5 separate regions of the Homo sapiens genome follow, and regions 1, 2, 4 and 5 are each linked to region 3. Evidence: chromatin loops called from intact Hi-C (ENCODE). Cell type or tissue: B cell. All regions are shown on one strand.

What was found. A loop is a pair of places that touch in the nucleus more often than their neighbours do. Peaks named below come from ENCODE experiments on the same cell type or tissue, not always from the same donor. Only the 100,000 strongest peaks of a DNase experiment are listed, where the experiment ranks them.
Region 1: it touches region 3 in a loop (12-fold over the local background); 6 of 110 quality-filtered maps call a loop at or near these places.
Region 2: a loop joins it to region 3, with 27 times the contacts of the local background. A loop is called at or near these places in 101 of 110 quality-filtered maps.
Region 4: it touches region 3 in a loop (8-fold over the local background); 102 of 110 quality-filtered maps call a loop at or near these places.
Region 5: it touches region 3 in a loop (18-fold over the local background); 90 of 110 quality-filtered maps call a loop at or near these places.

The regions. Positions count from the first base shown.
Region 1 is chr7:5,825,924-5,830,923 of GRCh38, reverse strand. It overlaps the pseudogene ZNF815P. Among named protein-coding and RNA genes, the nearest start is that of RNF216, 47 kb to the right of the region's middle. In B cell, a CTCF peak has its summit at 2,977 (motif pointing right); a DNase peak (open chromatin) is centred at 2,963.
Region 2 is chr7:5,662,944-5,667,943 of GRCh38, reverse strand. The region is part of intron 13 of RNF216 (ring finger protein 216); the gene reads left to right. RNF216-IT1 (RNF216 intronic transcript 1) reads left to right here. Exons shown (of 3, transcript NR_046834.1): 2 at 1,240-1,334. Among named protein-coding and RNA genes, the nearest start is that of RNF216-IT1, 15 kb to the left of the region's middle. In B cell, CTCF peaks have their summits at 2,210 and 2,409 (motif pointing right); a DNase peak (open chromatin) is centred at 2,383.
Region 3 is chr7:5,492,585-5,497,584 of GRCh38, reverse strand. All of the region lies in intron 3 of FBXL18 (F-box and leucine rich repeat protein 18), which reads left to right. It overlaps MIR589 (microRNA 589), which reads left to right and starts at 1,668; the gene lies at 1,668-1,766. RefSeq lists enhancers at 2,325-2,374, 2,445-2,524. In B cell, CTCF peaks have their summits at 2,592 and 2,792 (motif pointing left); DNase peaks (open chromatin) are centred at 1,643 and 2,704; H3K4me3 peaks cover 446 bases; H3K27ac peaks cover 1,322 bases.
Region 4 is chr7:5,675,244-5,680,243 of GRCh38, reverse strand. All of the region lies in intron 13 of RNF216 (ring finger protein 216), which reads left to right. The region is part of intron 1 of RNF216-IT1 (RNF216 intronic transcript 1); the gene reads left to right. Among named protein-coding and RNA genes, the nearest start is that of RNF216-IT1, 2.7 kb to the left of the region's middle. In B cell, CTCF peaks have their summits at 1,799 and 2,006 (motif pointing right); DNase peaks (open chromatin) are centred at 766 and 2,073; H3K4me3 peaks cover 575 bases; H3K27ac peaks cover 2,191 bases.
Region 5 is chr7:5,702,035-5,707,034 of GRCh38, reverse strand. The region is part of intron 13 of RNF216 (ring finger protein 216); the gene reads left to right. Among named protein-coding and RNA genes, the nearest start is that of MIR6874, 7.4 kb to the left of the region's middle. RefSeq lists an enhancer at 3,886-5,000. In B cell, a CTCF peak has its summit at 2,384 (motif pointing right); a DNase peak (open chromatin) is centred at 2,384.

The DNA of each region.
Region 1 (5,000 bases), 330 kb before region 3:
CCTCCTGGGTTCAAGTGATTCTCCTGCCTCAGCCTCCCAAGTAGCTGGAATTACAGGCACGTGCCACTACGCCCAGCTAATTTTTGTATTTTTAGTAGAGATGGGGTTTCACTATGTTGGCCACGCTGGTCTTGAACTCCTGACCTCAGGTGATCTTGCTGCCTCGGCCTCCCGAAGTGCTGGGATTGCAGGCGTGAGCCCCCGCGCCTGGCCATCTTCCTCCCTTCTTTTTAAATTTCTGCTCATTCTCTTTTACCTTTGGGGTTTTGCTCTTTTTTTCTCTTTTTTAAATATCTTTTTCTGGAAGACACAGACTGGACAATGGGGGTAGATGCTCCCTATTCTTTTTTCTGTGGAAGCCACCTGAGCTAAATGTCATTAAGTTTCACTCCTTGTATTTAACATATGTATTAGGACTAGCCGGGTGCAGTGGCTCACTCCTGTAATCCCAGCACTTTGGGAGTCCGAGGTGGGCGGATCATGAGGTCAGGAGATCGAGACCATCCTGGCTAACATGGTGAAACCTAGTCTCTACTAAAAACACACACACACACACACACACAAAAATTAGCCAGGCTTGGTGGCAGGCACTGGCAATCCCAGCTATGCGGGAGGCTGAGGCAGGAGAATGGCATGAACCCGGAAGGCGGAGCTTGCAGTGAGCCGAGATCATGCCACTGCACTCCAGCCTGCGCGACAGAGCGAGACTCCATCTCAAAAAAAAAAAAAAAAAAAAAAAAAAAAAGGTATTAGGACTTTAATAATACATTAAAAAGAAAAAACTAAAATCAATTCTTGGAAAGGTTTGATTAAACCTAATAAAGTAATTGGTTTGTATTTAAGATTAATAAAATTGACCGGAAGCCAGGCACAATTGAGTAAGAGAAGGCAAAGATAAACCATTTGTGCACATGAAAAAGACAATTTCAGATACGGTCGAGGTTTATAATTGTAAGATCAGTATAAACAATTGCCATAAATTCAAAATTAAATGGGATACTTTTCTAGAAAATATAAATTACTAAAATTGACTGACAAACAGAAAACCAGAATAAACCACTCAACATTAAATGAAATGGATTCATCTTAAAAAATATAGCCATTGGGGAAACACCAGGAATTTTACCACATTCTACTCAAGATTTTTGCAGTGTTCATAAGACAAAGTGAATTTATATATAAAATATATGCTAAAAATAAATGAGAAAGACAACCCCTAAAGAAATATAGGCAAAGGTGATAAACATACAAAGCAATCTTATACACTGTTCATGGCTACACTCCTGTCTAGTAAATAAACAAAAACATAGATATATAGCAATTTTGGCCAGACACAGTGGCTCACGCCTATAATCCCTGCACTTTGGGAGGCCAGGGTGGGTGGATCACTTGAGGCCAGGAATTCAAGACCAGCATGGCCAACATGGGGAAAACCCTGTCTCTACTAAAAATACAAAAATTAGCCAGGTGTGGTGGTGGGTGCCTGTAATACCAGCTACTTGGGAGGCTGAGGCGTGAGAATCACTTGAACTCAGGAGGCAGAGGTTGCAGTGAGCCGGGATTGTACTGCTGCACTCCAGCCTGGGTGACAGAGTGAAACTCCATCTCAAAAAAAAAAAAAAAAAAAAAAAAAGGCAAGCATCAAAAGCAATCCTGAATACTAAAAGAAAAATACATACATTCCATAGATCCCACTGACTCAAAAAATAAAATTAGAAAATAAAAAGAATGCAAAAAAATATTTAAACCACTAAATACACTAAATATGAAATGAATCCATACTCAAAAGTATTCCCAAAGAAATACCAAGCCTGTATGTTTTTTAGGAATTTTATCAAACTCTCTTCAAGACTTTTGCGACATGTGTAAGTGGTTTATTTGGGTTTTGTATATGTCAGTCAATTTTAGCAATTTACAATTTTCTACAAATGTGTCTTAATTTCAGATTTATGCCATTAAATGATTTATAGTAACATCTCACTTTTTATAAACATCTACTGACCAGGTGCGGTGGCTCACACCTGTCATACCAGCACTTTGGGAGGCCAAGGTGGGTGGATCACCTCAGGTCAAGAGTTTGAGACCAGCCTCGTCAACATGGTAAAACCTTGTCTCTACTAAAACTACAAAAAAAAAAATTAGCTGGACATGGTGGCGCATGCCTGTAGCCCCAGCTACTCGGGGAGGCTGAGGCAGGAGAATCGCTTCAACCCAGGAGGTGGAGATTGCAGTGAGCCAAGATCATGCCACTGCACTCCAGCCTGGGCGACAGAGGGAGACTCCATCTCAAAAAACAAACAAACAAACAAAAGGCCAGGCATGGTGGCTCATGCTGTAATCCCAGCACTTTGGGAGGCTGAGGCAGGCGGATTGCCTGAAGTCATGAGGCTGAGGTGGGTGGATTGCCTGAGGTCAGGAGTTTGAGACCAGGCTGGCCAACATAGTGAAACCCCATCTCTACTAAAAATACAAAAAAATTAGCCGGGCATGGTGGCGTGCGCCTGCAATCCCAGCTACTCCAGAGGGTGAGGTAGGGGAATTGCTTGAACCAGGGAGATGGAGGTTGCGGTGGAGCCAAGATCACGCCACTGCACTCCGGCCTGGGCGACAGAGCAAGACTCCGTCTCAAAAAAAAAAAAAAAAAATCTATCTACTGTATCTGAAATCATCTCTTCCATTCTAAAATAGCCGATTTCTATTCTCCCTCGACCAGTGCAGACTGAAGTTTGTCTAAATTTATTCATTTTAAATACAACCAAATTTTTGTTTGTTTTTAACAAATCCTTTCCAATAAGTAATTTTAGCTTTTTCTTTTTAACTTTTTACTTGAGTGACTTGAGACTCAAAAGAAAGTCTCAAGAATAGTATGAAGAATTTCCAAATACCCTTCTCATCTACATCTCCCAAATATTAACATTTTACCACATTTATGCAGGCGGCTGATGAAAAAGGTCCCACCACAAGGTGGCAGAGTACACACCTGGGCGAGGCTTTGTGCAGGCAGGAAGGCCCTCAGGTTAGAGGCCATCCCAGGGCTGTGGCATGGGGGCCATTACCCAGAAGGAGAGGGGGCAGGGACAGCTCCTGGGTATCTCTGAGAGCCTTAGGGTCTTTTTTTTTTTTTTTTTTTTTGATATGGAATCTTGCTCTGTCACCCAGTCTGGAGTGCAGTGACACGATCTCCAACCTCCGCCTCCCGGGTTCAAGCAATTCACCTGCCTCAGCCTCCCGAGTAGCTGGGATTACAGGCCCCTGCCATCATGTCTAGCTAATTTTTGAATTTTTGTAGAGACGGGGTTTCCCCATGTTGGCCAAGCTGGTCGTGAACTCCTCACCTCAGGGGATCCGCCTGCCTCAGCCTCCCAATGTGCTGGGGTTAAAGGCATGAGCCACCGTGCCCAGCTAGCCTTGGGGTCTTGAAAGCCACATGGTTTGTCTTATACATGGCCAGCAGATGTTGGGTGCAGTTTCCCAGGTATGTACAGCAAGAGATCTCTAAATCACTACAAATCTGCATGTACTTCGGCTATGATTCAAACAACTGGGGCCAGGCATAATGGCTCACACCTGTAATCCCAGCACTCAGGGAGGCCAAGGTGAGAGGATCCCTTGAGCCCAGGAGTTCAAGGCCAGCCTGGGCAACATAGCGAGACTCCTGTCTCTATTAGAAAATAAAACAGGCCAGGCGTGGTGGCTCACGCCTGTAATCCCAGCACTTTGGGAGGCCAAGGCGGGTGGATCACCTGAGATTAGGAGTTCAAGACCACCCTGGCCAACATGGTGAAACCCTGTCCCTACTGAAACTACAAAAATTAGCCAGGTGTGGTGGTGGGTGACTGTAATACCAGCTACTGGGGAGGCTTAGGCAGGAGAATCACTTGAACCCGGGGGGCAGAGGTTGCAGTGAGCCGAGATCACACCACTGCACTCCAGCCTGGGCAACAGAGCAACTGTCTCAAAAAGAAAAAAAAAATAAATTATTCAATTTAGGTTTAATGTCTCATGATTAGATTCAGGTGATACGTTGTGGCAGAAATTTTTTTTGTTTTAACTTGCTCTATTTTTTTAAGTGGGAAAACACTTAATTCCATAAAACAGAGTATATGTTCGTCTCTTCCTTTTAATTTCTCCTCATATGCTTTTACTTTCGGGGGTTTGAGCTTGTTTTTTCTTTTTTTTTTTTGAGAGGGAGTCTCGCTCTGTCGCGCCGGCTAGAGTGCAGTGGCACAATCTCGGCTCACTGCCAGCTCTGCCTCCCGGGTTCACGCCATTCTCCTGCCTCAGCCTCCCGAGTAGCTGGGACTACAGGTGCCTGCCACCACACGCGGCTAATTTTTTGTACTTTTAGTAGAGATGCGGTTTCACCGTGTTAGCCACGACGGTCTCGATCTCCTGACCTCGTGATCCGCCTGCCTCAGCCTCCCAAATTGCTGGGATTACAGGCATGAGCCACCATGCCCAGCCCCTATTCTCTTTTCTATGCTAACCACCTGAGCTGAATGTCATTAAGTTTCATTCTTTTTATTTAACACATATATTAGGACTACAGTAATAAGTTAAAAAGAAAAAAAATCAATTTTTGGAAAGGTCTTATTAAAACTAATAAAATAACTGGTTTGTATTTAAAATTAATAAAATCGACCAGATTCCAGGCACAATTGAGCAAGAGAAGGCATGAAAAAGACAATTTCAGATATGGTCAAGGTTTGATTTTTTTTTTTTTTTTTTTGAGATAGGGTCTCACTCTGTCGCGCAGACAAGAGTGCAGTGGCGTGATCTCGGCTCACTGCAACCTCCGCCTCCCAGGCTCACGCGATTCTCTTGCCTCTGCCTCTTGAGTAGCTGGGATTACAGGCGTGTGCCACTACTGCCCAGCTAATTTTTTTTTTGGTATTTTTAGTAGACACGGGGTTTCACCATGTTGGCCCGGCTGGTATCCAACTCCTGACCTCATGTGATACACCCGCCTTGACCTCCCAAAGTGCTGCAATTACAGGTGT
Region 2 (5,000 bases), 170 kb before region 3:
CTGCTGAATGACTCAGGATGAAGCCTCGACTTCCTCCTTCCCATCCCATGCCCAGACCCCAGTGGCTCCTTTCCCCAATCTGATCCAGTGACTTTAAGTCCAGCTGTTGTCAGCCTGGGCATGAGGAGGAGTGTCAAGATGGTCTTTGTCCTACCTGGAAGGAGGCTTCCTGGAATCTGCAGCCTCTCTTCCAGGGCATGCTGACAGTGGAGTTCCAGCAGGCAGGAGCTGGTTTTGCTGGCTGTTCCTGCCAGGCCAAGATTCCCAGCAAAACCCTGGGAAGCCCAGAGGTAGCCCAAGCAGTGAGCAAAGACAAGGTCAGCCTGGCTTGTTTCTGCCCAAGTGATAACAGTGTTTCTATTTGACAGTTTGAAATGATTAGATCTGCTTCCTATGCATGGCCCTGCTCCTGCAGGATGGAGAAGGCTGGGGGGTTCCCCTGGTTCCCGGGCATTGTTCCTTATCAGCAGAGTCACCTCCAGGGTAACTAGAGATGGGGCTGGTTTTCAGTTCCTGGCAGTGATCCTTGGGACTTCCTATTGTGAGAATGAGCCTTTTGGTGCCTTTTTAAAGAAACTTTAATTCTGAATGAATTCTAAATTAATGGCTTTTAAACTTTTTTGTTTGTGACCTATAGTAAGAAATATAAATTACCATAAGCTTCATCCAAACATAAATAAATATAGGTGGAACAGAAACAGTTTTATAAAACAAATACTTGACACATGGAATGTGCCCTAGTATTTTTGTTCTAACTTTAAATCCACTAGTCATAATCTACTGAAGTGACTTTACAACCCACCATAGGGCCACAGTTTATAGTTTAAAAGTCATGGCTGGCCAGGCACAGTGCCTCACAACTGTAATCCCAGCATATGGGAGGCCGAGGCGGGTGCATCCTTTGAGCCCAGGAGTTTGAGACCAGTCTGAGCAACATAGCAAGACCTGGTCTGTACAAAAAATTAGCCAGGTATGGTGGCATGTGCCTGTGGTCACAGCTACTCTGGGCACTGAGGGGGCAGGATCACTTGAGCCCAGGCTTGAGCCCAGTGAGCTATGATGGCACCACTGACTGCACCCCAGCCTGGGTGACAGAATGAGACCCTGTCTCAAAAAAAAAAAAAAAAAAGTCATTGCTGTAGTAACTTCGGTTCCACAACCTGTATTGTATGGAGCATCTATGGGGAGCAAATCCTTTGGAAGGGGCTTAGTCACAGCCTCCCCTCCTGCCCTTTCCAGGCTGTGAGAAGCTCGGCAGGAAGGCGGGAGAGGCCCCACCTTCAGAGGCGCAGCTCAGAAGGCTTGAGAGCTCCCCGTGAAAGGGATCCCTGCAGGTGGGGTTCTTTGGGAATCAACCTCATGCACAGCCATTGCAGAGGCTCTTCTTCAGCATCTGTTTACTCTGGGCTCAGGCCCCAGGCAGCCTGCAAACCCAACCCTCCTCTCCACCTTACAGCTCTGCCCACCCTGCTCCTCCCTGTTCCTGGTGCCTGGAATTCTTTCCCCCAGATAGCACCAGACTCTCTCCCTCGCCTTTCTTAAGTCTTCACTTACATGCACCTTCGCAGAGAGGCCTTCCCTGACCACCAGTTTATAATCGTGAACTATTTCCCCCTCTCCACCCCAGTGCATTCTTCCTTTATTTTTTTCTCCTCAGCACTTACAATCATGTCTTAACTGTATATTACACTTAATGTGTGTCCCCACTGCAGAGCAGGACCCATAGTCCTTAGTAGGAGCTCACATACTGGTTTCGGATTTTTTTTTTTTTTTTTTTTGAGACGGAGTCTCACTCTGTCGCCCAGGCTGGAGTGCAGTGGCGTGATCTCCACTCACTGCAAGCTCTGCCTCCCAGGTTCACGCCATTCTCCTGCCTCAGCCTCCCGAGTAGCTGGGACTACAGGCGCCCGCCACCACGCCCGGCTAATTTTTTTGTATTTTTAGTAGAAACGGGGTTTCACCGTGTTAGCCAGGATCGTCTCGATCTCCTGACCTCGGGATCCGCCTGTCTCGGCCTCCCAAAGTGCTGGGATTACAGATGTGAGCTACCGCGCCCGGCCTTGGTCTTGGAATTTTTATATAAATGTCCACATGATGCCATTGCCTAGGCGTTGCTGATATAGTCTCGGTGATTCTGTTAAACAGCCATTCGAGAGAAACAGTCGTCTGTATTTGAGTAACTAAGGGAATTGGTAGTTTTGTTTGTAGTTACTATGATAAAGATAAAATTGAACTTTGATTTATTCCAGAAAGACTTTACCCTCCCACTCTGTCCTCGAAGCCCTGGTCCCCATAGTATAGTAAAAAGCCGGCAGCTATGTGTGGTCTCTCCCAGAGCAGTCAAGCTGGTGTCTCGGTGCCTTGTAACTTTCCATCCCTAGGGGGCAGCATTAGCACAGAAACCACATATAAAGCTTCTATTCCAATTTGTCACCTAATCCTGGTGGCTCAGGGAAAGAACTTTTCTAATCCACAGAAATAACACTTCAAGATTTCTTTTTTCAAAGCCTGGTTCTGTACATAGAAATGGTAGGTGAGGTGTGTATGAAAACAAAAAATATTTAAGAACAACATGAAATCTTCCCCAAAGAAGCCCTTTCCTCAGGACTAGGGAGTGAGGTGGGGGAGGCTTTGTAATGGTTCCCAGAGCTCTCACTTGGCCACTCCCAGATTTGAATTTCTGCATTTGGAAATGTAAAGGTTCTCCTTCCTTTGAGAGATGATTTACTGTACTTTGAGGATAGAGAGGAATCCCCTGCATGGTGAGCTTGGCTTCTTAGATGTGACATAATCAGATCATTACAAGACACTGTTAGAAGAATTCATGTTAGAATTTTGTGTGTCCTGGCTGGGTGCGGTGGTTCGTGCCTGTAATCGCAGCACTTTGGGAGGCCGAGGCGGGCAGATCACCTGAGGTCAGGAGTTCAAGACCAGCCTGGCCAACGTGGTGAAACCCAGTCTCTCCTAAAAAATACAAAAATTAGCCAGGCCTGGTGGCGGGCGCCTGTAATCCCAGCTACTTGGGAGGCTGTGGCAGGAAGAATTGCTTGAACCTGGGAGGTGGAGGTTGCGGTGAGCCAAGATTGTGCCATTGCACTCCAGCCTGGGCAACAAGAGCAAAACTTCATCTCAAGAAAAAAGAAAAAAAAGAATTTTGTGTGTCCTTTAAGAACTGGACCCAGGCAGTTTGGATTATCTTGTTTCTGGGAGTGCAGAGGAGAATGCTGGCCAGTGGGGGAAGCGTGCAGCCTACCCTTGGGCGGCAACTGGCCTTCCACAGCCCCTGGGGGTGTTGGGGAGAGCCAGGCTGGGACACAGGCAGAATGCGCATTTCCAGTCCTGACCCCTCTAAACCAGAAGTTCTCTTGGGCACACATTTTCAGGGTCTACTGTTTGTGAGCTCCTTTTATCCTGATTGAAGAGAGATCAACTTCCATGTCTTGAAACTACAGGAGAAAATCAACAAAGAACATCCTAATTGAAACATATGCAGTACTTTCTCACACCATCTGCAAGCATTTGGTCATTAGCTGCTTGGTAATAACTGCTGTTTGTAGTTTAACTCATTAAATTGGGGAAAGACATTAGGGAGCAAAGAAAGGAAGGACAGTAACTCATCCTTAAGGCTGAAGCTGTAATGAATTAACCTGAAAGGGTCGTATATATTAATAATTTCATTTTCTCATAAAATACTTGGCATAATTATAAATAAGACCCAATAGGGAGGAAATAATGTTCTTTCAGAGAGGAGATAGATACGCTTTTTTTGCCCATGGAAAGTACAAAAAAACAACTCTCTGCATGGAGAAGATGTGCTTTGTCTTGCCAGCCTCCAGCTCAGACATTCAGCACCTTGTGCCGCTCAAATCTAGTGCTAGGCCCTAGAAATCCAAAGATACCTGAGATGTACGGTGGTTGATTACGAGCCCCTCCAGGTCAGGAATTCTCCAGGCTTCATCTCCATCGCATCTCCATGTGGCACAGAATAGGCACTCAAGTGAACTTTTTTTTTGTTTTGGGGTTTTTTTGTTTTGTTTTGTTTTTTTGAGACGGACTCCCTCTCTGTCGCCCAGGCTGGAGTACAGTGGCAGGATCTCGGCTCATTGCACCCTCTGCCTTCTGGGTTCAAGTGATTCTTCTGTCTCAGCCTCCTGAGTAGCTGGGACTACAGGCGTGCGCCACCACACCCGGCTAATTTTTGTATTTTTAGTAGAGACAGGGTTCACTATGTTGGCCAGGCTGGTCTCGAACTCCTGACCTCGTGACCTGCCCGCCTCAGCCTCCCAAAGTGCTGCGATTACAGGCACGAACCACTGTGCCCGGCCTCAAGTGAACTTTTTTTTTTTTTTTTTTTTTTCCTGAGGTGGAGTCTCGCTGTGTCGCCCAGACTGGAGTGCAGTGGCGCAATCTCAGCTCACTGCAAGCTCCGCCTCCCGGGTTCAGGCCATTCTCCTGCCTCAGCCTCCCGAGTAGCTGGGACTACAGGCGAACGCCACCACACCTGGCTAATTTGTTTTTGTGTTTTTAGTAGAGACGGGGGTTTCACCGTGTTAGCCAGGATGGTCTCGATCTCCTGACGTCATGATCCACCTGCCTCGGCCTCCCAAAGTGCTGGGATTACAGGCGTAAGCCACCATGCCTGGCCAAGTGAACTTTTTTTTATTGGATGAATTGAGCCCTCCATGCCAAGCCTGTCCATAGTGACCAGCAGGACGTCATCTTTGCCGCAAGGAGCGCCTGGCATTTGGAAAAGATGTGACATAATCAGATAATTACAAGACGCCACTAAAAGTGCAGTAACAACGCATAAGCTAAGTGCTGTGGGAGCCCAGTGAGCAAGTGCCAGCTCTTCCCGGGTCATTTGGGTTTCCCAAGCCACTGGTATTTGAAAGGAGAACTGGTGAGTAGGTGTTGCCAGAGGAGAAGAGATATTCTTAGGCAAAATGTTGTGCCATTGAGGGCATAGGGGGTGTGGGTGCTGGATTCTCTGAGCGCTCTGT
Region 3 (5,000 bases):
TGGAGTCCCCCGGCCATGCAGCCAGCTTGGCGCCACCCTCCCTCTCGACCTCCTCCCACTGCAGACCTGTTAGTGTTGGGTTGAGAAGCGCAGGATCAAACCCAGGACTTTCAAATGGCAGAGCAGATTGCTAGAAGCCTCTGTATTTCCTGTCTGGTGGAGTCACCAGGCCCTGGATCGGCCGCTTTGATTCTCAGCTCGAGCCACTGCGAGGCTCCGTGCGTGGGGAGCGGGGTGGTTATTCATGCTCTGACCCAGGCATCCTGGAGAACCAGGACGGGCGACTGCTTTGAGAACCAGACGGGCGACTTTTCAGAATCTCCCTGCTTTAGAAATTTGACGCAAAATGCATGTAAAATTTGGGCTTTCCCACTTTTTTTTTTTAAAAATGGTCTCATTCTGTCTCCCAGACCGGAGTGCAGTGGCATGATCACAGCTCACTGCAGCCTCGACCTTCTCTGGCTCAGGTGATCCTCCCACCTCAGCCTCCCGAGTAGCTGGGACTATAGGCACATGCGACCATGCCCGGCTAGTTTTTTTTTTTTTTTTTTTTTGAGACAGAGTCTCACTCTGTCACCCAGGCTTGAGTACAATGGCATGATCTCAGCTCACTGCAACCTCTGCCTCCTGGATTCAAGCGATTCTCCTGTCTCAGCCTCCAGAGTAGCTGGGATTACAGGTGCCCACCACCATACTCGGCTAATTTTTTTTTTGTATTTTTAGTAGAGACGGGGTTTCACCATGTTGGCCAGGCTGGTCTCGAACTCCTGACCTCAGGTGATCCGCCCACCTCGGCCTCCCAAAGTGGTGGGATTACAGGCGTAAGCCACTGTGCCCGGCCGCCTGGCTAGTTTTTTGTATTTTTTGTAGAGACGGGGTCTTGCTGTGTTGCCCGGGCTGGTCTTGAACTCCTGGGCTCAAGTGATCCTCTTGCCTGGGCCGCCCAAAGGGCTGGGATCACAGGTGTGAGCCACTGTGCCCGGTCCGGAGAGTCTGTTAAGTGTGGCCTCCTAGTTGATGGGCCTAAGCCAAGCCCTGAGTCCAGGCTGAGGTCTGGCCTGGGAGAGTTGCTTTGGCGTCCTCAGCTCATAGGTGGCCTTTAGCCACCTATGGATCCAGGTGAGCCCACGGATTGGGCTGGGGCACACGTGACAAGGATTGGCCAGGAAGAGGAAGAAGAATGTGGAAGGGAGACCGAGCAGAGGCTGTCAGCAAGGGAGGCACTGGCCGGAGGGAGGGGGTGTTCCGGAAGCAAGAGGCAGAGGTGACGGCAGCCACCGCGGGTGGAGGGGACCTTTGGGCTCATGTGACCTCTGCCAGGTGCTTTTCATGGGTGTACAGGTCTTGACCCCTTTGATATTCTCAACAACCTCTGAGTGTCGACACAGTTGTACCCACTTAATGGATGAAGAAAGTAAGGCCCAGAGAGTGCATGAACTTGCCTAGGTCACATGGCTGCTTGTCTCCGGCCTCCCGAGGTCAGCGTGATTTCATGGTCCCCGATGGCCTCCGGAGTCTGGGACGGAATCCCCGTGGCCAAGGGCCTTCCTCAGGAGCAGGGCCATGGAGAAGGCGCGGAGAGGCCTGCGGGTTCTGTGGGTTTTGTGGGTTTTGTGGGCCAGCCTGAGAGACCGACCCTGCTCATAATGCCATCTCTGTGGACAAACTCCAGCCTGTGCCCAGCAGCCCCTGAGAACCACGTCTGCTCTGAGCTGGGTACTGCCTGTTCAGAACAAATGCCGGTTCCCAGACGCTGCCAGCTGGCCCCGTTCCTCTGGATTCCTGCCTTCTGCGGCAAGGGAGCCCGGACGCTGCAGTGGAAGGAGCAGGTGGCACTCGCTTGCCCGTGGGCAGGAGCTGTGCAGAGGAAACGGCGCTGGGATCCCTGGAGGCTGGCACGATGCTCCGAGGCCGCATCCTGGGGCGGCCGGAGTCTCTTTGGTGGCAGAGCTTGGAATCCCACGCCAGCCACCTGCTGCCACTGGCAGCCCCCACACCGTGACCCCCAGCTTTGTGCTTGCTGGGGCTCCTGGCAGGGAGGGGGTGGTGCAGGAAGGAGTCGCTCTGGCTGGGACTTGGACACACCTCAGTAGTAAGGGGATTACAAATTGGGCAGAAAAGACACCTTCTTTCCCTAGACCAGCTAAGCCCTGCTTGCGGTGGAGGGCGGGGGAGCGTGTCACCCTGAGTCACCCGGGCTGCTGTGAGCGTGACCAGGGCAGCGTCTGGGCAGAAGCGGGCCATCCTTTTCAGAGCCAGGCCCCGGAGCCACCCTAGGGACACCTCGGAGGCCTGGGTGCTGCTCTCACGGCCCGTGCAGTGGGTGGCCAGATGGGAGCCCCCGCACTGTGAGCTCAGCACCTTTCATGCCCACAGAGTCACCAGGAGACCCAGGTGCCCCCTCAGGGAGCAGAATGGGGAGGCTGGATCCTCACTCAAAGGTGAGGCCCGGCGCAGTGGGAGCCTTTTCCTCGTCCCCATCCTCCCTGCAGACGCTGCCGGTCACTCGAGTCAGGTCAGCTCTGCCACCGTCCTGGGTGCCGTGCCCCAGGCGGCGTGCTGTGGGAGCCTAGGAAGCTTTAGACGTGCCAGGCCCGCTGCCTGACCAGTCACTCCCGTGGGCCTGCCACATCCTGAACACCTGTGACAGGTGACTTCCTCCGGGGCGGAAGAATGTGGATGTGGTTATCTCGTGGAAAAAAGGTTTTTTTTCCACGCTCTGCAGACTTGGTTTTTAACCCCAGAGGCTCGGGGCGATCTGGGGCGGGTAGCACGGAGCCGCATCGCCACCTAGTGACCACACGACGGCACCGTCCTTGCCCAACGCCCCGTTTCCATCTCCTGCTGTCTGGAGCCTCCTGCTTTTGCTTTGGAGAGAAATCCAGAGGTGACTTTGCAGCTCAGCAGGTGCGGCGCCTGCACCGTCTTTTTTACCCCTTCCCGTTTCCCACCTTCCGGTCTGCAAAGGGTTGTTTACTTTAGGATTTTTTTAGGGAGAGGTGGTATTTAAAATATACGTAATGAAAACATTTTATTACTATCTTTAAATAAAAACAATCTGAATAGCTTAACAAAACAAATATAGAAAAATAAAGACAATTTGGATGTTTTATTTTATTATTTATTTAATTTTATTTATTTATTTTTTTGTGTGAGACAGAGTCTCGCTCTGTCACCTAGGCTGGAGTGCAGTGGTGTGATCTCAGCTCACTGCATCCTCTGCCTCCAAGCAATTCTCCTGCCTTCGCCTCCCCAGTAGCTGGGATAATGGGCATGCCCCGCCACGCCCAGCTAATTTTTTTTTTTTTTTTTGAGATGGAGTTTCACTCTTGTTGCCCAGGCTGGAGTGCAATGGTGCCATCTTGGCTCACCGCAACCTCTGCCTCCCAGGTAGAAACGATTTTCCTGCCTCAGCCTCCCGAGTAGCTGGGATTACAGGTGTGTGCCACCACGACCAGCTAATTTTGTATTTTTAGTAGAGATGGGGTTTTTCCATGTTGGTCAGGCTGGTCTCAAACTCCCGATTTCAGGTGATCTGCCCTCTTCGGCCTCCCAAAGTGCTGGGATTACAGGCATGAGCCACCGTGCCCGGCCTGCCTGGCTAATTTTTGTATTTTTAGTAGTGACAGGGTTTTGCCATGTTGGCCAGTGTCGAACTCCTGACCTCAGGTGATCCGCCTGCCTCAGCCTCCCAAGGTGCTGGGATTATAGACGTGAGCCACCGCACCTGGCTGAGAATTTCTGCTTAAATCAATTAAAAGAAAATTAACTACCAGGCATGGTGGCTCACGCCTATAATCCTAGCACTTTGGGAGGCTGAGGCAGGAGGATTGCTTGAGCTCAGGAGTTGGAGACCAGCCTGGGCAACATAGTGAGACCCCTGTCTCCACACACACACACGCACGCACGCACGCACGCACACACACACAAAAGTAAATAACCAGTCTCTCATGAGCCACACTTCCTTTATTCTTTTAAAAAAAAAATTTTGGCCAGGTGCAGTGGCCCACGCCTGTAATCCCAGCACTTTGGGAGGCTGAGGCGGGTGGAGCAAGTGGTCAGGAGATTGAGACCATCCTGGCTAACACGGTGAAACCCCATCTCTACTAAAAATACAAAAAATTAGCTGGGTGCGGTGGCAGGCGCCTGTAGTCCCAGCTACTCGGGAGGCTGAGGCAGGAGAATGGCGTGAACCCGGGAGCTTGCAATGAGCTGAGATCACGCCACTGCACTCCAGCCTGGGCAACAGATCGAGACTGTCTTGCTCTGTCATCCAGCTTGGAGTGCAGTGGCACGATCCTAGCTCACTGCAGCCTCGAAGTCCTGGGCTCAAGCGATCCTCCCACCTCAGCTTCCCGAGTAGCTGGGAGTACAGGTGCGTGCCACCATGGCTGGATAATTTTTGTACTTTTTGTAGAGCTGGGCTCTCACTATGTCGCCCAGGCTCTTCTCAAACTCCTGGGCTCAAGTGATCCTCCTGCCTTGGCCTCCTGAAGGGCTGGGATTATAAGTGTGAGCCACCATGCCCGCCGTGACTTGGTCTTTTTGTGTCACCTACCAGGGAAGAATCTCCATGCCTGTGGCGCCTTCTGCTGTGGCTGCCCTCAGCATCTGTGCTAGGATCCTGGGGCTGCCAGGACAATTGATCACAAACTGAGTGGCTTCATGCAACAGGCATTTATTGTCTCACGATTCTGGAGCCCAGAGGCCCCAAATCAGGCTATGGGCAGGGATGGTTCATTCCTTCTGAGGATGGTGAGGAGGAACTCGGGCGCCTGCCAGCCACGCCTGGCACTGCTTGGCTGGTGGACACGTGGCCCCAGTCTCTGCCTCTGTTGTGACCTGGCCGCCTTCTGTCTGTGTCTGGGTATCTCTGTGCCTTCACCTGGCCTTATAAGGAACCAGTCATTAGATTTAGAGTCCCCATCATGCAGGATGCATCCTCCTCTTAACTCCCTTGCATCCGCAACAAACCTGCCTCCAAATAAGGCCACACCCTC
Region 4 (5,000 bases), 180 kb before region 3:
TTAGAGCATGAAGAGACTTCCGGAAGAGGACACAGAGTGTTAAAGTAGAGGGGAGCGTGTGTTTCCAGGGCGAGCTCTGAGGAGGCTGGAAGCTTCAGGGCCAGCTCGTGGGGGAGATGTCCCTTGTGTGAAGAACGTGGACTTCTTCCTGATTGCAGCAGGAAGTCTATCCATGGTCATTAAACAGGGTAGTGAAATGATCAGATTTAGCTTGTCACATGATTATTCTGGTAGCAGAGGACTGAGGATGTAATGATCCCAGCAAGAGACTCCCAGGACCCTAAGGGACTCGCTGTGCATACAGGGTCCCTATTGTGTTTCTTAAAGCCGACTGTGGAGCCGCCTGGCTCACCTGCCCAGGGACTCTGGCCGCTTAGCAGAAAGGCGGGTGAGGGACCTGGAGGAGCATGATAGTCTCTCCTGCTGAGGGTCTAAAGATGCTCATTCCCACAGGGCCAGTTGTTAGAAATGCAGGCACTCACACAGATACGCTCTTCTCTCAGTGGTGCCTGCCTTTCTTTTTTTGTTTAATTGTTCCTTGCAGTAGCACATTCCATGGGAGATTCCATGACAGGGCTATTCTCTCGATTTCAGTGGTTTTGATTTTGTGTCTGTTGTCATAGCGCCTGGAGCTAAGCCTTATCAAATAATTGCACATCTGGTGATCACTTAGGCTTCCAGAAATGTGAGGCAGGGAGGACCCTCAAGGGACTCTGGTCAGCACTCCTACTGCTGAGAGGCTTCACCGCATTCCCCCAGACTCACCAACAGCCTCGTTACACTTGTTACGGTGTGTGTGCACCAGTGCGCTCAGCGCCTGCATCCTCACAACCCAGCCCCTTGTGAGGCTGGCCGGACCACAGCTTGCCCTGTTCTGCACCATTCTAGGGCTGAAGGATTTGCCCAAAATATGTCACTAGATGGTGACAAACAGGCCCTTAGTCCAGTGCCTTTAGCAGGGGCTGGCTGGAGCAGCATGGCCATGTTCAGATGCCTGTCCCACCACTTGTTAGCTGTGTGCACCGCCCCCCCGCCACCGCACCACCACCACCCCTACCCGAGGGTGACAGGATCCTCCTGAAAAGTCTGTTAGGAGGATTAAATGACTTGATAACTAAGATGTTTCATCCATAAGCACTCAATAAATGGTAGCTGCTGCTGTTATTCATTCCACTGTATCTAATCTCTGTACTCTTAAATTTTACAACTTTACTCAATAACTTTTAAAATATTCTACACTTGTGGCTCCCATAAATTTCCTCTTTGCTCTATTGAGGCCATTTCTAGTCCCTGTGTGATCAGGGTTATTGGAGAGCAACTGATAAACCAGCCATGCTCCCCACTTCCTCTCTAGGAGCTCGGCCTCCTCAGCTTGTCTGCAGACCTTTGCCTCTTAATTTATCCAGTCCAGCTCTCATGTCTTCCCTGATGAAGTGGAGTCGAGAAATCTGCTCCGTCACCTTCTGTGTGAGGAGCAGCCTCTGCAGCTTGTCCCACTGCTGTAGCTCTCACAGTGCAGGGTTTCCTGGAAGCGTGCTTGGAGGGTAGCAGGCCCAGGAGGCACAGTTGTGACTGGAGCCATGGCAGAGCAGCAGTTGATATTTGTCACTACGAGTGCCGGCCTCCTTATAAGCACTCCTTTTATAGATAGGGAAGCTGAAGCTGGGAGAGGTGAGGTCACTCACCTGAGGTCACTTTAGTAAGTAGCCATGGTGGACTACTCAGGCGGGCCCAGAGCCATTTTCCTGACCACCAGGTCATGTGGGGACGCCAGGTGGCATGAATCTCTGAATCTCATTTTTCTCTGCGCTTGGGGAGGTGGTAACGTAGGTCAGTCCTTGGCGATGGTTAGTTCCCTGCCCAGGGCCTGTCAGCCTTAACATTCTTCTGATCCTGTTTATGAAACGCAGGTAATATATTGACATTGCAGAAGCTCAGAGAACATAATTGAAAGTCTTGTAGATGGCAGTAAAATGGGAAGATTTTTCAGACTGGTTTTCTTATTGGTCTGGTGAGGAGCTAAAAGTTACAGCAGGCGGTCAGCAGAGGGCCCCAGAGCCTCAGAAGTAAACCTAGATTTGGGCACATGCCTGAGTATTGGCAAATTTATGTAGCCGGGGCCCTTTGGCTCCACAGTGGGGCGTCAGGCATTGGAGTGCACATCTCTGAACTGGGAGGAAACCTCAGTACCACCAAGACGAAGACAGGTGTGTAGGAGAAGGTAGAATACCAAGAACAGTCGCAAAATCTGGTTACCCCCTGGAAAGATCACTGTGGTCTTACTGCTCCAGTTAAGAGTGTGGGTGTGTAATAACAGGGCTGGGGCTGTGTATGTAAACCAGGAACCTGGAAGAGAGCAAAGAGCTGTTTTTCTAGCTCCCTTACATTCCAGTATCCTCCTTCCCCTGATTCTACTGGATTCTGATTTAGTTACTCTAATGGTCTCTGCATAGACAACCCTTCCCCTTGGGCAGACTCTGATTCCTAGGATTTCCTGAGCAACACTCCCAGGACTCTGCACAGGAAGTGGAGAATGAGGTCAGGCCAGGACTGGAAGGGGATTCACCTACTCTCATAGCGATTGAATGGTAATTCCAGACCTGTTCTTAGTCAGTTCTTTCCAATCTGAGGATGCTAACACAAATATAAAAGACAGACAAATGGTTAAGCCCAAAGTGCTTAGGATGGTCCCTTTGTAAGGGTTTGCCATTATTATAATTTACCAGAAGCCATATAAGTGGCCTTTCGATATGGCTTGGATCTTTTATTTCATTTTTTCTTCTAGTTTTCCTTTTTGTTTTCCTTTTATAGAGGAAAGCCTGAGAAAATGGCAAGAAAACCAAAAGAATATGGTTCTGTGATTAGTAGTCCAGTCTTACAATGGAGATAATTTACCTAGTGCCCACCTTTAGTGAACGCAGATGGCATTGCCCAGACCACCCATACAGTAGAGCATGTAACATCCAGAAGCAAAAGACAACAGCAGATAGCGACTCCTTGGCTGATGTTGCAGAAGCACGTGCTGAGCAGTCTCTAAATCACATGTGTTTGCTCTAAAATTAACACCTGGACAAATTAGAATTAATGCCATTAGAAAATGAAATCACTTCTGTTTTCCACACTATGTAAACCATACGTCAGAGTGCCCTAAAAACAAGGGAGATGTATGTGGTCTGTAGTGGTATTTCTCTTAGGTCAGGCCACTAGTTAGTTCTCTTACGAGGTTCGTTTCATGTGGTTGGTGGGTTTTGGTTTGGTTTGGCTTTTAAGGAACAATAACCCTTCCCTATGGGAAATAATGGGCCTTGGATGAGGTTATGTCCAGTGTTCACTGGTCCCATTTTGAAGTGCCCCAGCTGGATGCACACCTGGTCATAGACCCAGGGCCAGCCTTGAATCTAGCCTGGGACAATGACCAGAGAGGAAGTGCTTGGAACCTGAGTCCAGTGGCTTTTCTGTGTCGTGGCTCAGGTTGCACTGTATGTTTAGGAGTTTTCTTTCTCTCCCAGTTGTTAGGCCGGAAATGCCATTATTCCTTAAGAATAGGGGCATAGGGGGCCCAGACTTTTCAGCCGGAAGCTGCTCCTCCCAATTGTGTGTGTATTCCCCTGTGGTGCCCCTCTAATGTCCAGGTATCTTTTGTGTGCCAGGAGCCCCATGAGAGCTGTGTTGGTCACACAGCCAGGCAGACAGGACGGACGGGAGACTGTGAGGAAGCAGAGGCCACTGGCTTGGCCTGAGTACTCAATGCAGGTGCAGCTCGGTGGGGTTCCCCAGCGACAGTTCTCACAGATGGGGCTTGACTTGGTTCAGAATCATACTTTTTGCAACTGCCGTCAGCACTTTTAAGGGCAGCTTTGTTTTGTGTTAAAAGTTTGCATAAAATTATAAGGTATATAGCTGGAGAGAAAGAAATTTCTTTGGCATGGAAAGAACTTGAGGCTGGCCGCGGTGGTCAATGCCTCCCACTTTGGGAGGCCAAGGCGGGCCGATCACTTGAGACCAGGAGTTCAAGATCAGCCTGACCAACATGGCAAAACCCTATCTCTCCTAAAAATACAAAAAAATTAGCCGGGCCTGGTGGCATATGCCTGTAGTCCCAGCTACTTGGAAGGCTGAGACGAGAATCACTTGAACCTGGGAGACGAAGGTTACAGTGAGCCGAGATCGCGTTGCACTCTAGCCTGGGCAACAGAGCAAGACTCTGTCTCAAAAAAAAAAAGAAAAAAGAAGAGGGCCAGGCGCAGTAGCTCACGCCTGTAATCCCAGCACTTTGGAAGGCTGAGGTGGGCGGATCATCTGAGGTCAGGAGTTCAAGACCAGCCTGACCAACATAGAGAAACCCCGTCTCTACTAAAAATACAAAATTAGCCAGGCATGGTGGTGCATGCCTGTAATCCCAGCTACTCAGGAGGCTGAGGCAGGAGAATCTCTTGAACCCAGGAGGCGGAGGTTTCAGTGAGCTGAGATCGCACCATTGCGTTACAGCCTGGGCAACAAGAGCGAAACTCCACCTCAAAAAAAAAAAAGAATTTGAATAGAGTTAGCGCTATAGGCTTCATGACCTTGCTCCTTTGTTCGTTTGTTTGTTTGTTTGTTTGTTTTGAGAGGGTCTTGCTCTGTCACCCAGGCTGGAGCGCAGTGATGTGATCCTAGCTCACTGCAGCCCGACCTCCTGGGCTCAAGCAATCCCCCTGCCTCAGCCTCCTGAGTAGCTGGGACTGTAAGTGGGCACCACTACACTCAGCTAATTTTTTTAAATTTATTTTTCGTAGAGGGTGTCTTGCTTTGTTGTCCAGGCTTGTCTCAAACTCCTGGCCTCAAGTGATCTTCCTGCCTCAGTGTTCCAAAGTGCTGGGATTTACAGGCATGAGCCACTACACCATGCCAAAGTCACACCTCCCCTGTCCCCTGGGATATGGCCCAGGAAAGCCTGTCCCCTCTGGGGCTTCTAATTCTTGTCTGTGCAGAACCTAGCGTGTGTGCAGAGGGATAAGAAT
Region 5 (5,000 bases), 210 kb before region 3:
GGTAGTCTCTGATTAATGGTGCTCTGTAAACTGAATATCCACATGCAAAAGAATGAACTTAGACGCTGATACCATATCTCATATCATAACACAAAAATCAACTCTTTAAATGGATTAAAGACTTAAGTGTAAGACCTGAAACTATAAAAACTAGAAGAAAACGTAGGTGGAAAGCTTCATGACATCAGTCTTGGCAATGATTTCCTGGGTATAATACCAAAAACAAGGTGACAAAAGCAAAAAACAGGCAAGTGACTACTAAGATGCTTTCAGCAAAGGAAACCATCAACAGAGTGAAAAGGCAGCCGGTGGAAAGGAATTGAAATCCTTTGGGAAAGGATCTCAGCATGTTCCTGTGTTCATTGCAGCATTATTCACAGTAGCCACAAGATGGAAACCACTTACTGACATGTTCGTCAACAGATGAATGGTTAAAATTTGGTATATTATGCAGCCTTTGAAAAGAAGGAACTCCTGGCACATACTAACAACACAGATAAACCACCTTGAGGGACATTGTGTTCAGTGCAATTAGCCAGTCATAGAAGGACAGATACTGCACGATTCCACTTAAATGCAGGATCTAAAGTAGTCAGACTCATAGAAACACAAAGTAGAACCCTGGGTGCCAGAGGCTGGGAGAAGGCAAAGTGGGGAGTCACTGTGCAGTGGGAAGTTTCAGTCATGCCAGATTAAGTTGTTTAGAGATCAGCTGTACAACATTTTGCTAACAGACCCTGTACACTTAAAAATGTGTTAATTGGGTAGTTTTTGTATTGTGTGTTTTCACCACAATTTTTTTTTTTTTTTTTTTTGAGATGGAGTGTCGCTGTGTTGCTCAGGCTGGAGTGCAGTGGTGCAATCTCAGCTCACTGCAACCTCCACCTTCCGGGTGCAAGCGATTCTCCTGCCTCAGCCTCCTGAATAGCTGGGACTACAGGCACATGCCACCATGCCCGGCTAATTTTTTGCATTTTTAGTAGAGACGGGGTTTCACCATGTTAGCCAGGATGATCTTGATCTCCTGACCTCGTAATCCTCCACCTGCTTCGGCCTCCCAGAGTGGTGTTTTGTTTTGTTTTGTTTTGTTTTGTTTTGTTTTGTTTTGTTTTGTTTTAGTTTTTGTTGAGATGGAGTTTCGCTCTTCTTGCCCAGGCTGGAGTGCAATGGTATGATCTTGGCTCACCATAACCTCCGCCTCCCAGGTTCAAGCAATTCTCCTGCCCCAGCCTCCCGAGTAGCTGTGATTACCTGCATGTGCCACCACGCCCGGCTAATGTTGTATTTTTGTAGAGGCGGGGTTTCTCCATGTTGGTCCGTCTGGTCTCGAACTCCTGACCTCAGGTGATCTGCCTGCCTTGGCCTCCCAAAGTGCTGGGATTACAGGGTGAGCCACCGTGCCCAGCCTACCGCAGTTTTTTTTAAAGGGCATATGGTTCATTTTTTCCCTCTGCCAAGAGGGATGTGCAGCATGAGTGAGAACAAAGTCTGTTTTGAACTACTGAGGTTTGAGTTTGTTCCAGCAGCATAACCTAGCACATCCTGACTGATAAGGATCATAAGGACCATAACTGCCCTTGGAGTTGGAGAACAGGAGCAGATTTGAGAGGTAGAGGATTAGAAGGTGATATGTTGCATGTGAAGGTGGGGAGAAAGCCAGAGGTCTCACAGGCGTGTCTGGTTTGGACCACTATGTAGTTGATGATGCTGTTTACAAAACTGGAAATGGAATCCAAAAGATTCAGGAGAGATTACTTTTGTTTTGGACATGTTGAGTTTTTAGGGGAGACATCCAGTGTGTACGTGTTTTTACAATGCCTGGCACATAGTAGGTGCTCCATAAATCAGTGACCCTAGATCAGTGATCCGGGTCAGTAACACAGGGAGAGATCTAGGCTGGAAAAAGATTTTGGAGTCTGAAATGAGCAGCAAAAGGAGGAAAGAGGAGGAGAGGGGTAAGGTGCCCATCAGGGAGATTATTATTAGCTTAGAAATGCTGGGCCATGCTAAGTTTAAAGTATGTTTTTTCATTTATTCACATCTTTTTATGCCCCTCAGCAACGTTTTGCAGTGGAGAGAATGTGTGTTATGATTACATGATGGATTACAGTATGTTTCAGAACTTGACTTTCACCTATGGATAACAGCATTCACATTTTAGTTTCTAATGTTAGGGTAAGGATTGTAGGTGTTTGGCCCATCATGGAAAATAAAGTGAAAAATGTTATATGGGGACCTGAGGCAGTGACGGCCTGGTGGAGCTGGCTCAGTGACCACCAGAGGAATGAGAGAAGTCCCCACCTTGTCCTTTGGATGAGAAAGGAGAGTTTATGCCTAATCTTCTGTCCTTATTTGTGGGCTGTGGAACGAGTTGCCACTAGGTGGCACAGATGCTCCATGAGGAAAGGGTTTTCTTCCTCTTGGGTGTTTGAAAAGTATGTGTCAGCAAAACACTGTTTTGTAAGCAGAATTGACACAGTTCTTTTGGGCTCAGTACCAAAGCAAATCGCTACGTGCATTTAGACTTTATCTAAGAAGTCCATGTTATTAGCGCATACGCTTTTACCTTTCTCAGTTGTGCAAATTCTCCTTATGCCATTCTTTGTAGCAAGATGGCTAAAGCAGTCGCTAATCCTTGAGGATTCCTGATATTTAAGACATGAGCCACAAGCTAATTTTGACCCGTGTGAGACTAAGGGCACCTGCTTTCTCATTGCAGTGTCTTTGCCAGTAATATAAATTCCAGTTGGCTTTTCAGGAACTTGTCGCTCTGAAATGAGGCGTTTATATTAATACGGCATTAATATAAACGTATTAATATAAGACGGCCTCTGGAGGAGGACTTGAATGGCTGGAATCAGTCCTCTGGAATCCCTGAAGAATAAGACACTGTATCTTTGATGAAATGGAGAGAGTCTTTGTTTCATTGATATGATGGAATGCTTTTGTCAAGGCTCTCAGCTCCCTTGTGTGTTCTCAGATAAAGAATTCATTAGTTTGTTTTCAGTGTGCTGCTTTTAGGAATGAATTGGGTGTGTTTGGTGTGAGACTGAAGAGTGTTACATAAAAGGAGATTTGAAGGTGATGCTTCTGGAATATGTATTCTTAGGGTCAGAAGTTTCACTGTTGAGTCTTTTCTGCCTTGCCACAGCCATAACTTTGCTTTATAAACTCAGAGCTGTGTAAGTCAAGTTTTCCAGAAACTTAGGGCCACAAGGTGGAGGTTTAGGCACACTCATGAAGCAAGCGCTAACGACGAGAGACCATCAGGTGGTGAGAGTTTAATCAGAGTAACTGAAGAACATCTGGTGTAGTCTTTTCGTGGAAACTGCAAATGTGTGTGTGGTTGTGTAACCACCCATCTTTTCCCAATGTCACTTGTATTTATTTATCTTTTCTCACCTGCCAGCTTTCTTCCCTGCTTGTTTTTCTGCCCTTTCTAGGTTCCCATCCTATTCTTTGTAGCATTTGCTGTTTTTAACTTTACAGCCGTGAAGTACAACCAAAATTCACATCTGCAGTGAACCAGTTTGTTGGTTAAAAAACAGGCATCTGCAGCCTCCTACAGTAGCTGCATGGCTGCGTGAAGAGAATGTAAATGAGTGTGGACCAGCTATCAATGCCAGGGCAGCTCCAGCTGTGATGGCGGGTGGTTGGCACTTATTAACAGCACTCTAATTTGGGGCCCAGCCAGTCAGCTGACTCCTGTGCTGAGCACGGCCTTCACATTTATCTAGAGATGAATGAAGCTTGGGCCACTTGTTCCTACTATCAGGGAAGACCTTTATTCAGGAAGTAGCGTTGACAAGAACCAAATAGCTGGGTAACAAAAAGATTTTTAAGCCCACAAATGAGGACTCATTTACTGGAGTGGAAGTCCATGCTGCATGATGTGAGTCAAATATGAAGGAGGGTGGTGTGAGAATTTCTCATCATGGAATGTGACCTGCCCTTGCTCCTCCAAGGTGAGTCACTTTCTTCAGAGCCCAGCATGGGTCCCTCTGAAGAGCTTCAGGTTCAGGCCGCAGAAGGACGCTCCCTTACAGGTATATCATGTAGGGTGCCTGGCAGAGCTCTCAGCTCATATTGGTCCCCACAGCAGCCCTACAAAATAGACACTGGCTTAAAGTCAGGTGATGGTAAATGGCAGAGCTGAGTGGGTCGCAGACACCATCCCTGTGAGCCTCCCTTCCGTCACGTACTGAGCAGGGCTGGCGTCATAGCAAGGAGGCTTCAGGATTTTTAACTCTACTTGTGTCTGAGTACTTCTGTCAGTTTTCACTTTTTAAAATTTCACTTTTTAAAATTTAAAAGCATAGTGAATCTATTCATCACAGACTTCTTGATCCTGGGAAGGTTTTGGTTAATTACACACGCAAGCACATCCTCTTCCCTTACCTGCTATTGAAGCACAGTAAATACAGCATAGAGTAGATGTGTTTGTTAGATTCTTTTAAAGAAGAAGAAAAATAATAAAAGGCAAATGTTGCTTGCCTCCCTTCCCACCCTGCCTTCCCATTAAGAGTCAAATACCATGCTTGCTGTTTCAGTGATTATTCAGAAGGGAGAGAGCTGACAACCCGAAATAGGGAAAGGTAAAAATACATACGCATTATAACAAAACGCCAATATGAATAAAAATTTTATTTTTGTTTCTGCTTGGCCCTGTGGAAATAGTTTTTTACCCCTGTATTTCAGCTACTTTATCCCTCATGTCAGATGCTAATGGTAGAAGCACCTGCCTCTCCCCTTGGCCCGCCTTGGAGGAGGCTGGGAGCTGTGAGTGAACATGGACTATGCTGCCACTCCCACTCCCTCTGCAGGGCTGCTGCAGCCCCTCAGGTTTCTCCCCTCGAAACTCGCAGAGGCAACTGCTGACCCCCCGGCAGGTGGCAGAGCCCACACCCACCTGCATTTCAGAGCCAAGGAAGTCTAGAGTCAGCGTGGGCTCCGAGAACCCGGCAGCGACCTGGGGCCTCAGATGTCGCCGACCTCCCTGA